2 separate regions of the Homo sapiens genome follow, and region 2 is linked to region 1. A link is an interaction called in ENCODE POLR2A ChIA-PET data of the cell type or tissue named here. Cell type or tissue: HepG2. All regions are shown on one strand. Links, peaks and the distances in the headings refer to the core of each region. The heading gives the core; the rest is flanking DNA. Region 1 overlaps TMEM230 (transmembrane protein 230). Region 2 has its middle 22 kb from the start of SLC23A2.

The links. ChIA-PET counts read pairs that join two places held together with the same protein. Peaks named below come from ENCODE experiments on the same cell type or tissue, not always from the same donor. Only the 100,000 strongest peaks of a DNase experiment are listed, where the experiment ranks them.
Region 2: POLR2A ChIA-PET joins it to region 1 with 5 read pairs; 8 of 35 experiments call an interaction of 5 or more read pairs at or near these places.

What each region holds. Positions count from the first base shown.
Region 1 is chr20:5,097,917-5,103,297 of GRCh38, forward strand. TMEM230 (transmembrane protein 230) reads right to left here. Exons shown (of 4, transcript NM_001009925.2): 4 at 1,934-3,015. The coding sequence ends at 2,875. It also overlaps the pseudogene RNA5SP474. Among named protein-coding and RNA genes, the nearest start is that of TMEM230, 12 kb to the right of the region's middle. In HepG2, for the core only: a CTCF peak has its summit at 3,015 (motif pointing left); a DNase peak (open chromatin) is centred at 3,015.
Region 2 is chr20:5,020,610-5,025,990 of GRCh38, forward strand. No RefSeq gene overlaps it. Among named protein-coding and RNA genes, the nearest start is that of SLC23A2, 22 kb to the left of the region's middle. In HepG2, for the core only: no CTCF peak of the experiment used is centred there; DNase peaks (open chromatin) are centred at 2,782 and 4,572.

The DNA of each region.
Region 1 (5,381 bases), core at 325-5,324:
TAATCCCAAATATCTCACCTACTTCCTACCTAAGAATCTTATCTAACTCAGGATTTTTTTTTTTTTTTTTTTTTTTTTTGAGACGGAGTCTGGCTTTGTTGCCCAGGCTGGAGTGCAGTGGTGCGATCTTGGCTCACCGCAACCTTAGCCTGCCGGGTTCAAGCAATTCTCCTGCCTTAGCCTCCCAAGTAGCTGGGATTACAGGCATGTGTCACCACGCCCAACTAATTTTGTATTTTTAGTAGAGATGGGGTTTCTCCATGTTGGTCAGGACGGTCAAACTCCCAAACTCAGGTGATCCGCCCGCCTCGGGCTCCCAAAGTGCGGGGATTACAGGCATGAGCCACTGTGCCCGGCTAACTCAGGATTTTTCTAAGGATTAAAATGAGATATGTAATGAAAGTATTTGGCAGAATATCTGGCAAAGGGGTCAAGAAATGTTCAACATTATTATGGAGGTTTAGATCTTTTCTCCCGTCCGAGTACTAACCAGGCCTGACCCGGATTAGCTTCCAAGATCAGATGAGGTCGGGAGCATTCAGGGTAGTATGGCCGTAGAGGTTTAGGTCTTTTCTATAAAACACCAAATAATACAACTATGGTCAAAACACAGAAGTTGCAGGGAGTCTGATTTTGGCTTCATAAATGATACTTCTGTAACAATGCCAGCTGGAATGAGATTACAAGTGTGAATGTTCAAACAGAGCAGCAAAGGTCATTCCTCAGGGGACTCTGGAGGAGATTCCTACCCCAGGTAGGAAGTTGGTTGATTTCTGCTCTGATCCTATGACTACTAAATGCATAGTATGAAAAACTACACTTATAATGTGCATTAACAAGAATATGACTGATCTCCATGGATATGGAAAGATATACAAAATAGAATTGGGGGGGGGAAATTATAGAACCATACAATGGGAGCCCAAGTTTTAAAAACCAGATATATATTTATGTGCTTAGAGCATTTCAGGAAGGGTATATTAAGAAATTTATTTGGAAAATCTTGAGAGGTAAGCTGGAGTGAATGTACACTCTCCACTCCATGCCCAAATGTTTACTTTTCACTTTATACCCTTCTGTTTATTTTTTTGACCAGCAGCATCAACTTTTTAAAAAAGGACCAAATAGGCCAGGCTCAGTAGCTCATGCCTATAATCCCAACACTTTGGGAGGCAAAGGTGGGAAGATCACTTGAGCCCAGGAATTCAAGGCTGCAGTGAGAAATGACTGTGCCACTGCACTCCAGCCTGGGCAGTAGAGCAAGACTCTGTCTCAAAATAAATAAATAAATAAATAAATAAATAAATAAATAAATAAATCAATCAATCAATAATAAATAAAAAAACCAAATCATTTGGTTGGCCAAAACCTTCTGATCTGAGCTTTGCTCGGCAACCACTCTCCAAGATAAAGCTTTATGTATCACCTCACATATTCACTGTCAAGGCTCAGGCACTCTAGATTACTGGACTCCCCAGTCAACATTCCCATTACCAAAAGTCCCTAATCTTGGAGGCTGCTTCAGGTCACCCTCTCTTTGTCCCTCACTTCCTGAGTTTTTTTTTTTTCCTCCAACTATACTCACTCTACTGGTGATCTCAAACAGCCCTCTAGCTTTTAAGATACTGTCCAAATGCTGACTCCCAAATTTCTATTTCCATCCAAGACCCACTCTTAAACTCTAGACACACACATGCATCGCAACTGCCTCCTCAACAGCTCCACTTGGATATTGAGTAGACATCTAAAACTTGCTCTTCCCACAGCCTTGCAACTCAGCTGATGGCATGTCCAGGCTTCCAGTTGCCCAAGTCCATAACCTCAGAGTTAGGGAAAGTTGAGTGTGACCCACAATGCCAGCTACCTAGAAACTAAGGTAGATCTAGGTACTGGGATTAAAGATATCATAAAATCATTAAAATGTTTTCTGAAATGTTTGAAGTTAACTCATTTTATTTCTAGGATTTGGATTTCAACATTTTAATTTCTTTGGAATATAAGTCACTTTTTGCAAGCTAAAAAATAGAATCAAACTAAGGTGATCTAGTCCTCTAGGCATCCAGGCTGATCCTTGGAATCATGAGCAGAATGATGACATACTACAAGGTGCTAGCAATACGGCTATAAACTCTAAATAATAACCACTACATGTTTCATTAGGAAACAGCCAAAAGTCCGGCCGTTAAAGGAATAATCTGCAGAACATCTTGATTTACAAGGGACAAAATGATGCAAATTATATGCTGTCCAACCTACTGGTGAACTGGATCAGAATGGTCCAAGGACTGTTAAACAGAGGAAGTATTTACATTTTGAAAACTTGCTCTGCAGGATAAAAAAATTCCTGGTTGCTGTCAGTAAGAAAGCAAGTAAAAAAAATATTACAGATGAACTCACTGATCTTTGATTTTACTAAGGTCTTCCACTGGAACATGAAGGTAGGGATAAGTGTACAGGATAATATACTCAGATATTTTTAAAATAAATTACTTAATAATAAGAAATTAGCCATACCACATTGTTCCATTTGCTACAAGAACAAATTGGCAATGAAGACTATTTAAAAGAAATGCTCAGCTCTACAGAGGGTGGTGGCAGGCAACACTTTTCCATTACAGAATAACCTCTATTCTTCCATGATACATATTCCTGTGGAAAAACTTGTCAGGGCCCAGGGATGAAAAATAGAGCTTGTCCTAATTAGCTAACTGTAGGTTCACTTAACATCTTTGGGAAGGACCCAAAAAATCTGGCCATTATTTTCTTAAACATCTGCAAGCTGCAGAATTCCTTAGTCCTCAGCTATAGTTTCTGCTAGATATCTTAAAGCTGGGACAGTTCCACTGTGACTCCTCCTCAGCTATGGGGTGGGTGCTAGTCATCAAAGTCTGGAATGTCATCATAGGAGTAACCACGGTAGCCTTTGGATGCATAGTAAGCGATGCGCAGGTGGTAAAATCCGGGTAGGAACACCAGAATGCCAATGATCAGCACTGGAACGGCCCGGTCTGCCCCCTGGTGGCAGAAGGAGGCAAACACATTAGTACCGTAAGAGTTACACATTTTAAAATAAAACGTCACAGACCTAATCCTTAGATCAGTATTTTATACTCTTCAGTACTTTTTCTTTGAGTTGTATACCACCAAGGGAAAAGGTTTCCTCCTGATTATAAATTGAAGACAAACTACAAAATATTAACAATTATAAAGAAAAAAATGACCCATTCTCATCCAGATATTTTGGCTTCTTTTCCTTTTTTTAAAGCTCTTAGTTGTGAACACACCATACTCTGTGTCCTGTGGCCAATATTATTAAAACCTTTTCATACATTTAAACTGTAAGGATGTGTAACATTCCACCGAAATGGACATACTACAGTTTTACCTAACTGCCCCACATACAGCTGCTGGACACTTTGGTTGTTTTTCACCTTTTGTAATTGTACAGATACCACTACAATAAACTCTGTGTTTTTCTCAGCCTTTCAGGTTTTCTTTTCTTTCTCTTTTTTCTTTTTTTTTGAGGTAAGAGTCTTGCTCTGTTGCTCGGGCTGGAGTACAGTGGTGTGATTACAGCTCACTGCAACCTCGACTTCCCAGGCTCAAGTGATCCTCCCACCTCAGCCTCCAAGTAGCTGGAGTTACAGGTGTCAGTCACCATACCTGGCTCATTTTGTACATTTGTTTGTTTGGTAGAGATGAGGTCTCGCTATGTTGCCCAGGCTGGTCTCGAACTCTGGGGCTCAAGCAATCCTCCTGCCTCAGCCTCCCAAAATGCTAGAATTATAGGCTTGAGCCACTGCACCTGGCTGGCTGTGTTCCCTGTTGTGTGTTAATTATAGTCAGAATTGGTTCAAGACAACTTGGACACTGTGTATGTGGGGACAGCCCATGAGAAAGAACCACCAACTACTTTAGGTTTCTAAGGTTTCATATTGAAGCTCAACAGGAACTCCAACCAAACCTACTGTAAGAAGGAACTGACTTACGAGGCACAGTGACCCCACACATATAACAGAATTGCTATTTCTCTCCAAATACTGACAGTATGTCCATGGCACTGCACAGCTACAATGACAGCATGCTGCTCCAGCTACAGCCCTTTACCAATCAGGACTCCTGTATGCCAGGCTCAGCCATGTTGTTCCAAACTATGACAGGGCAAACTGTCTAATATCTCAGAGGCCAAGTTTGCCTACCTGCCACCACCTCCCCTATAGGAACTATGGAAGTTTACTGTTGCTCAAAGGAAGAAAAACATGTTTTGCCAACAGAGAACAAAATGTAAAAGAAAATCTTTTTGGTTTTTCTGCTGGAATCTGCTGTACCAGACATGAATATAAAAACAAAGATTGAACAATGAAAAAAATCTAAAACCTGAATAGACAAAGAGTAATGAGATTAAGGCCATAATAAAAAGTCTCTTAGCAGAGAGAAGCCTGGGACTAGATGGTTTCGCTGCTGAATTATACCAGTTAAAGAATTAATACTTGGCTGGGCATGGTGGTTCACTCCTGTAATCCCAGCACTTTGGGAGGCCAAGGCAGGCAGATCGCTTGAGCTCAGGATTTCAAGACCAGCCTGGTCAACATGGTAAAATCCTGTCTTGACAAAAAATACAAAAATTAGATGGGCATGGTGGTATATGCCTGTGGTCCCAGTTGCTAGTGAGGCTGAGGTGGCAGGATCACATAAGCCGGGGAGGCAAAGGTTGCAGTGAGCTGAGATCGCACCACTGCACTACACCTGCATGACAGATGAGACCCTGTCTCAAAAAAAAAAAAAAAAAAAAAGAATACTAATCCTACTGAAACTATTCTGAACAGACATGGAGAGAATACTTCCAAACTGATTCTACTAGGCCAGTTTTACCCTGATACCAAAACTAGGCAAAGACACATCGAAAAAACAAAAATAGGCCAATATCCCTGATGAACATTGATGCAAAAATCCTCAATAAGGAGGATAATACTAGCAAACTGAATTCAACAATACATTAAAAAGATCATTCATCAGGACCAAGTGGGATTTATCCCAGAGAGGCAAGGATGGTTCAACTTATACAAACCAATCAATGTGATAAAATCGTATCAGCAGAATGAAGGACAAAAACCATATGATTATTTCAATCGATGCTAGAAAAGCATTTGATAAAATTCTACATCCACCGGGTGTGGTGGCTCACGCCTGTAATCCCAGTACTTTGGGAGGCTAGGGTGGGCCTCACACTGACCATAATTAACACACAACGGGAAACATAGTCAGAGGGGTGCAGTGGCTAAAGCCTGTAATTCCAGCACTTTGGGAGGCTGAGGCAGGAGGATTGCTTGAGCCTAGGAGTTTAAGACCAGCCTGGGCAACATAATGAGATCTCATCTCTA
Region 2 (5,381 bases), core at 220-5,219, 77 kb before region 1:
GCTTACTTCCAGTTGGGGACCGTGCTAAGCCCGGTGGTACCTAAAGTCCTTGCTCTTTAGGAGGTTGCAATTAAAATAGAGTTAGGGACAAGTCAACAAATACAAAAGAGAGATCATTGCAAATTGTGACTTAGGAATCAAATGGAGCAGGATGGCAGTGAATACAGGTGGGTACCATGTTTGGTGAAGCATCAGGGAAGGCCTCTCTAAGGAGGCACCTTGGTCCTGGGACCAAGAAGAGGCAGGTGTGCAAAGACCTTGAAACAGAGCAGAGGGAAGCATGAGTCAGAAAGCCCTAAGGAGGAAACGCAAGGTTCCCAGCCCGGTGCCATGTGCTTTACACAAAACTTTTCCTTTTCCTGCTAGTAAATCCCGTCCTTTCCGGGAGTTAATACTCCCTTTCAATCTTGGCTCCTCTCTGCTTCCTGCAGGTGGGGCACCACAGTAGCTGCCCAGAGCCTGGGAGGGTCAGCCATAACCCAGCTCCGAAGGTACAATAACCACCCTTTTTTGAGTGTTACTATACTCAAACATAGAGCATGAGTGTTACTACACTCAAACATAGAGCACGAAGGCCTTAGGCCAACAAGAAGTTGTGGCCAGTGGGTCAAAGCCCAAGAACAGTCTTCAATACTATTAATATTTAATTTTTTTGTTGAAGCTCAATTTATGCATCTGGATGAATTTCTATCCCTGTATACACCCATGAGACCACCACCGTGTTCAACATATAGTGTTTCCATCACTCGAGAAATTTTCCTCATGCCTCTTCCCAGTTAGTACCCTCCTGAGAAGGTGGTCATTTTTTTTTTTACACTTTTCTCCATAGTTTTGTGTTTGTTTGTTTGTTTGTTTTGAGACAGAGTATCACTCCGTCACCCGTGGGCAGATCACGAGGTCAGGAGTTCAAGACCAGCCTGGCTAACATGGTGAAACCCCGTCTCTACTAAAAATACAAAAATTAACTGGGGCTGGGTGAGGTGGCTCAGGCCTGTAATCCCAGCACTTTGGGAGGCCAAGGTGGGTGGATCACGAGGTCAGGAGATGGAGACCATCCTGGCCAACATGGTGAAACCCCATCTCTACTAAAAAAATACAAAAATTAGCTGGGCGTGGTGGTGCATGCGCCTTTAGTCCCAGCTACTCGGGAGGGCGAGGCAGGAGAATCGCTTGAACCCAGGAGGCAGAGGTTGCAGTGACCCAAGATCATGCCATTGCATTCCAGCCTGGGCAACAGACCCAGATTCTGTCTCAAAAAATAAAATTAAATTAAAAAAAGAACAAAGACATTCTCCTATGCAACGGCAGTATCACACACAGGAAATTTATCATTGTTAAATTAGCACTGGTCTCTAATATTCAGTCTACATTCAAATTTCTCCAATTGTCCCAATAATGTCCTTTGTAGATTTTTTTCTTTTCTTTTCTTTTTTTTTTTTTTTTGAGACGGACTCTTGCTCTGTCGCCCAGGCTGGAGTGCAGTGGCGCAATTTGGGCTCACTGCAAGCTCCGCCTCCCGGGTTCATGCCATTCTCCTGCCTCACCCTCCCAAGTAGCTGGGACTACAGGTGTCCGCCACCATGCCCGGCTAATTTTTTGTATTTTTAGTAGAGACAGGGTTTCACCGTGTTAGCCAGGATGGTCTCGATCTCCTGACCTTGTGATCTGCCCACCCGGGCCTCCCAAAGTGCTGGGATTACAGGTGTGAGCCACCGTGCCTGGCCGATTTGTTTTCTTTTTGGTCCTGAGTCCAATCAAAGATCGCCTGTTACATTTAGTTGCTATGTCTCTTTAATATCTTTTAATCTGGGCAGTTTCCTTACCTCTCTTTTTTTTTTTTTTTTTTTTTTTTTTTTTTTTGAGACAGGATCTTGCTCTGTTGCCCTGGTTGGAGTTCAGTGGTGCAATTTTGGCTCACTGCAACCTCTGCCTCCCAGGCTCAAGTGATTCTCCTACCTCAGCCTCCCAAGTAGCTGGGACCACAAGCACACGTGCCACCATGCCTAGCTAATTTTGTGTTTTTTGTAGAGATGAGGTTTTGCCAAATTGCCCAGGCTGGTCTGGAACTCATGAGGTCAGCCTGCCTCAGCCTCTCGAAGTGCTGGGGTTACAGGCATGAGCCACCATGCCAGGCCACCTCTTTTTGATGTTGATGTGTCTGAAAACTCCAGGTAACTTATTCTGCAGAATGTCGTTCAATTTGGGTTTGTTAATGTTTACTCATCATGATCTAGATTAAATATTTATGACAGGAATCAAGGATGTGATGTCATATCCTTCCCAGTGAATCGTATCAGGAAAAATTATTGTTGTTTTGTTTCATTATTATTATTTTAGAGACAGGGTCTCTCTCTGTCACTCAAGCTAGGTTGCAGTGGCACAGTCACAACTCACTGCAATGTGTATGTTGTTCGTTTGTTTCTTTGTCTTATTTATTCATCTTTTTTTTTTTTTTTTTTTGGAGACAGAGTCTCACTCTGTTGCCCAGGCTGGAGTGCAGTGGTGCGATCTCAGCTCACTGCAACCTCCACTTCCCAGGTTCAAGCGATTCTCCTGCCTCAGCCTCCCAGTAGCTGGGATTACAGGTGCGTGCCACCATGCCCAGCTAATTTTTGTATTTTTACTAGAGATGGGGTTTTGCCATGTTGGCCAGTCTGGTCTTACTGACTTCAGGTGATCCGCCCACCTCAACCTACCAAAGTGTTAGGATTACAGGCGTGAGCCACTGCGCCCAGGCTTTATCTTTATTTATTTATTTTTAGAGATGGGGTCTGACTCACCCAGGCTGGCCTTGAACTCCTGGGCTCAAGCAATCCTCCTGCCTAGGCCTCCCAAAGTGCTGGATTACAGGAATGAGCCACCACACCCTGCTTTGTCTCATTATTGATGATGCAAGGCAATTACTTTTTTTATTTTGATAAGATATATCATTTTAACCTTTTTTTTTTTTTTTTTGAGACTGAGTTTCACTCTTGTTGCCAGGCTAGAGTGCAGTGGCGCGATCTCGGCTCACTGCAACCTCCACCTCCCAGGTTTAAGCGATTCTCCTGCCTCAGTCTCCCGAGTAGCTGGGATTACAGGCACCCATCACCATGCCCAACTAATTTTTTGTATTTTAAGTAGAAACCAGGTTTCTCCATGTTGTACGGGCTGGTCTTGAACTCCTGGCCTCAGGCGATCCACCTGCCTCGGCCTCCCAAAGTGCTGGGACTACAGGCATGAGCCACCGTGCCCGGCCCATTTTAACTATTTTTAAATGTACAGTTCTGTGGTGTTAAGAACATTCACATTGTGATGCAACAATCACCACCATCCATCTCCAGAACACGTTCATCTTCCCCAGCTGAAATTCTACCCATGACACATTAACTCCCCATGTTCTCTCCCCACCAGTCCCTGGCAAGCCCCTTCTACTGTCTCTATGAATTTGATGACTCTAGGCACCTCATACAAGTGGAATCATATAATATTTGTCTTTTTGTAAATGGATGATTTCACTTAGCGCAACGTCCTCAAGCTTCATCTGTATTGGAGCACGTTCCTTGCCTTTTAAGGCTGAATAATATTCCACTGTATGCATATATCATATTTCATCAATGTGTCCATCGATGGACACTTGGGTTGCTGTCACCCCTTGGCTATGCTGCTGTGAATGTGGGTGTACGCATATCTCTGAAAGACCTTGTTTTCACTTTTTTGGGGCATGTACCCAGAAGTGGAATTGCTGACTCATATAGCAGTTCTATATTTAGATTTTTGAGGAATTGCCGTACCATTTTCTGCAGCAGCTGCACCATTTTATGTTCCCATCAGCAATGCACAAGGGGTTCAATTTCTCCCCATTCTTGCCAACACTTATTTTTCTATTTTCTATAATAGCTAGCCTAGTGTGTGTGAAGTAGCATCTCATTGTGGTTTTGATTTGAATTTCCCTAATGATTAGTAACGATGACCATCTCCTTATGTGCTTGTTGTCCATTTCTGTATCTTCTTCTTTTTTTTTTTTTTTTTTTTAATTTTGAGACAGGGTCTCACTTTGTCGCCCAGGCTAGAGTGCAGTGGTTTGATCTCGGCTCATTGCAACCTCTGCCTCCAGGGTTCAAGAGATTCTCCCACCTCAGCCTCCCTGGTAGCTGGGACTATAGGCATGCGCCACCATGCCCAGCTAATTTTTGTATTTTTAGTAGAGACAGGGTTTCACCATGTTGGGCAGGCTGGTTTCGAACTCCTGACCTCAAGTGATCTGCCCGCCTTGGCCTCCCAGAGTGCTGGGATTATAGGCATGAGCCACCGTGCCCAGCCATTTTTCTATCTTCTTTAAAGAAACACTGGCCAGGCACGGTGGCTCACACATGTAATCCCAGCACTTTGGGAGGCTGAGGCAGGCAGATTGCTTGAGCCCAGGAGGTTTGAGACTAGCCTTGGTAACGCGGTGAAACTTCTTCTCTATACAAAATACAAAAACTAGCTGGGTGTAGTGTGTGCCTGAAGTCCCAGCTACTAGGGAAGCTGAGATGGGAGGACTGGTTGAGTCCGGGAGATAGAGGCTGCAGCAAGCTGTGATTGCGCCACTGTACTCCAGCCTGGGTGACAGAGTGAGGCCTTGTCTCAAAATAAATAAATAAATAAAAATAAAGAAACATCTGTTCAAGGCTTTGCTTTTTTTTTTTTTTTTTTTTTTTTGAGACTGGCCTGGCCTTGTTGTGTTGCCCAGGCTGGCCTCAAACTCCTGGGCTCAAGCAATCCTCAGCTTCCCAAGTAGGTGGGACTACAGGCGCATACCACCATGCCTGGCTTCTTTTCTTTGTCTACTTTTGAATTGGATTGTTTGTTTGGTTGTTGAATTGTAGGATTTCTTTATATATACTGGATATTAATATTTTATCAAATACATGTTTTGCAACTATTTTCTTCCATTCTGTGAGTTGTCTTTTCACTGTCTTGTCTCTTGTTGTGTGGTTTTAAAAATTTTTTTAGGCCGGACACGGTGGTTCACACCTGTAATCCCAGAATTTTGGGAGGCCGAGGCGTGCAAATCACAAGGTCAGGAGTTCGAAACCAGCCTGGACAACATGGTGAAACCCCATCTACTAAAAATACAAAAAATTAGCTGGGTGTAGTGGCGGGCACCTGTAATCCCAGCTACCTGGGAGACTGAGGCAGGAGAATTGCTTGAACCCAGGAGGCGGAGCTTGCAGTGAGCCGAGATCACACTGCTGCACTCCAGCTCGGGCGACAGAGTGAGACTCCGTCTCAAAAAAAAAAAATGTTTTTTAGAGACGGAGTCTCTGTCGCCCAGGCTGGAGTGCAGTGGTGTGTGATCATGGCTCACTGCAGCCTGGTTGAACTCCTGGGCTCAAGCGATCCTCCCACCTCTAGTT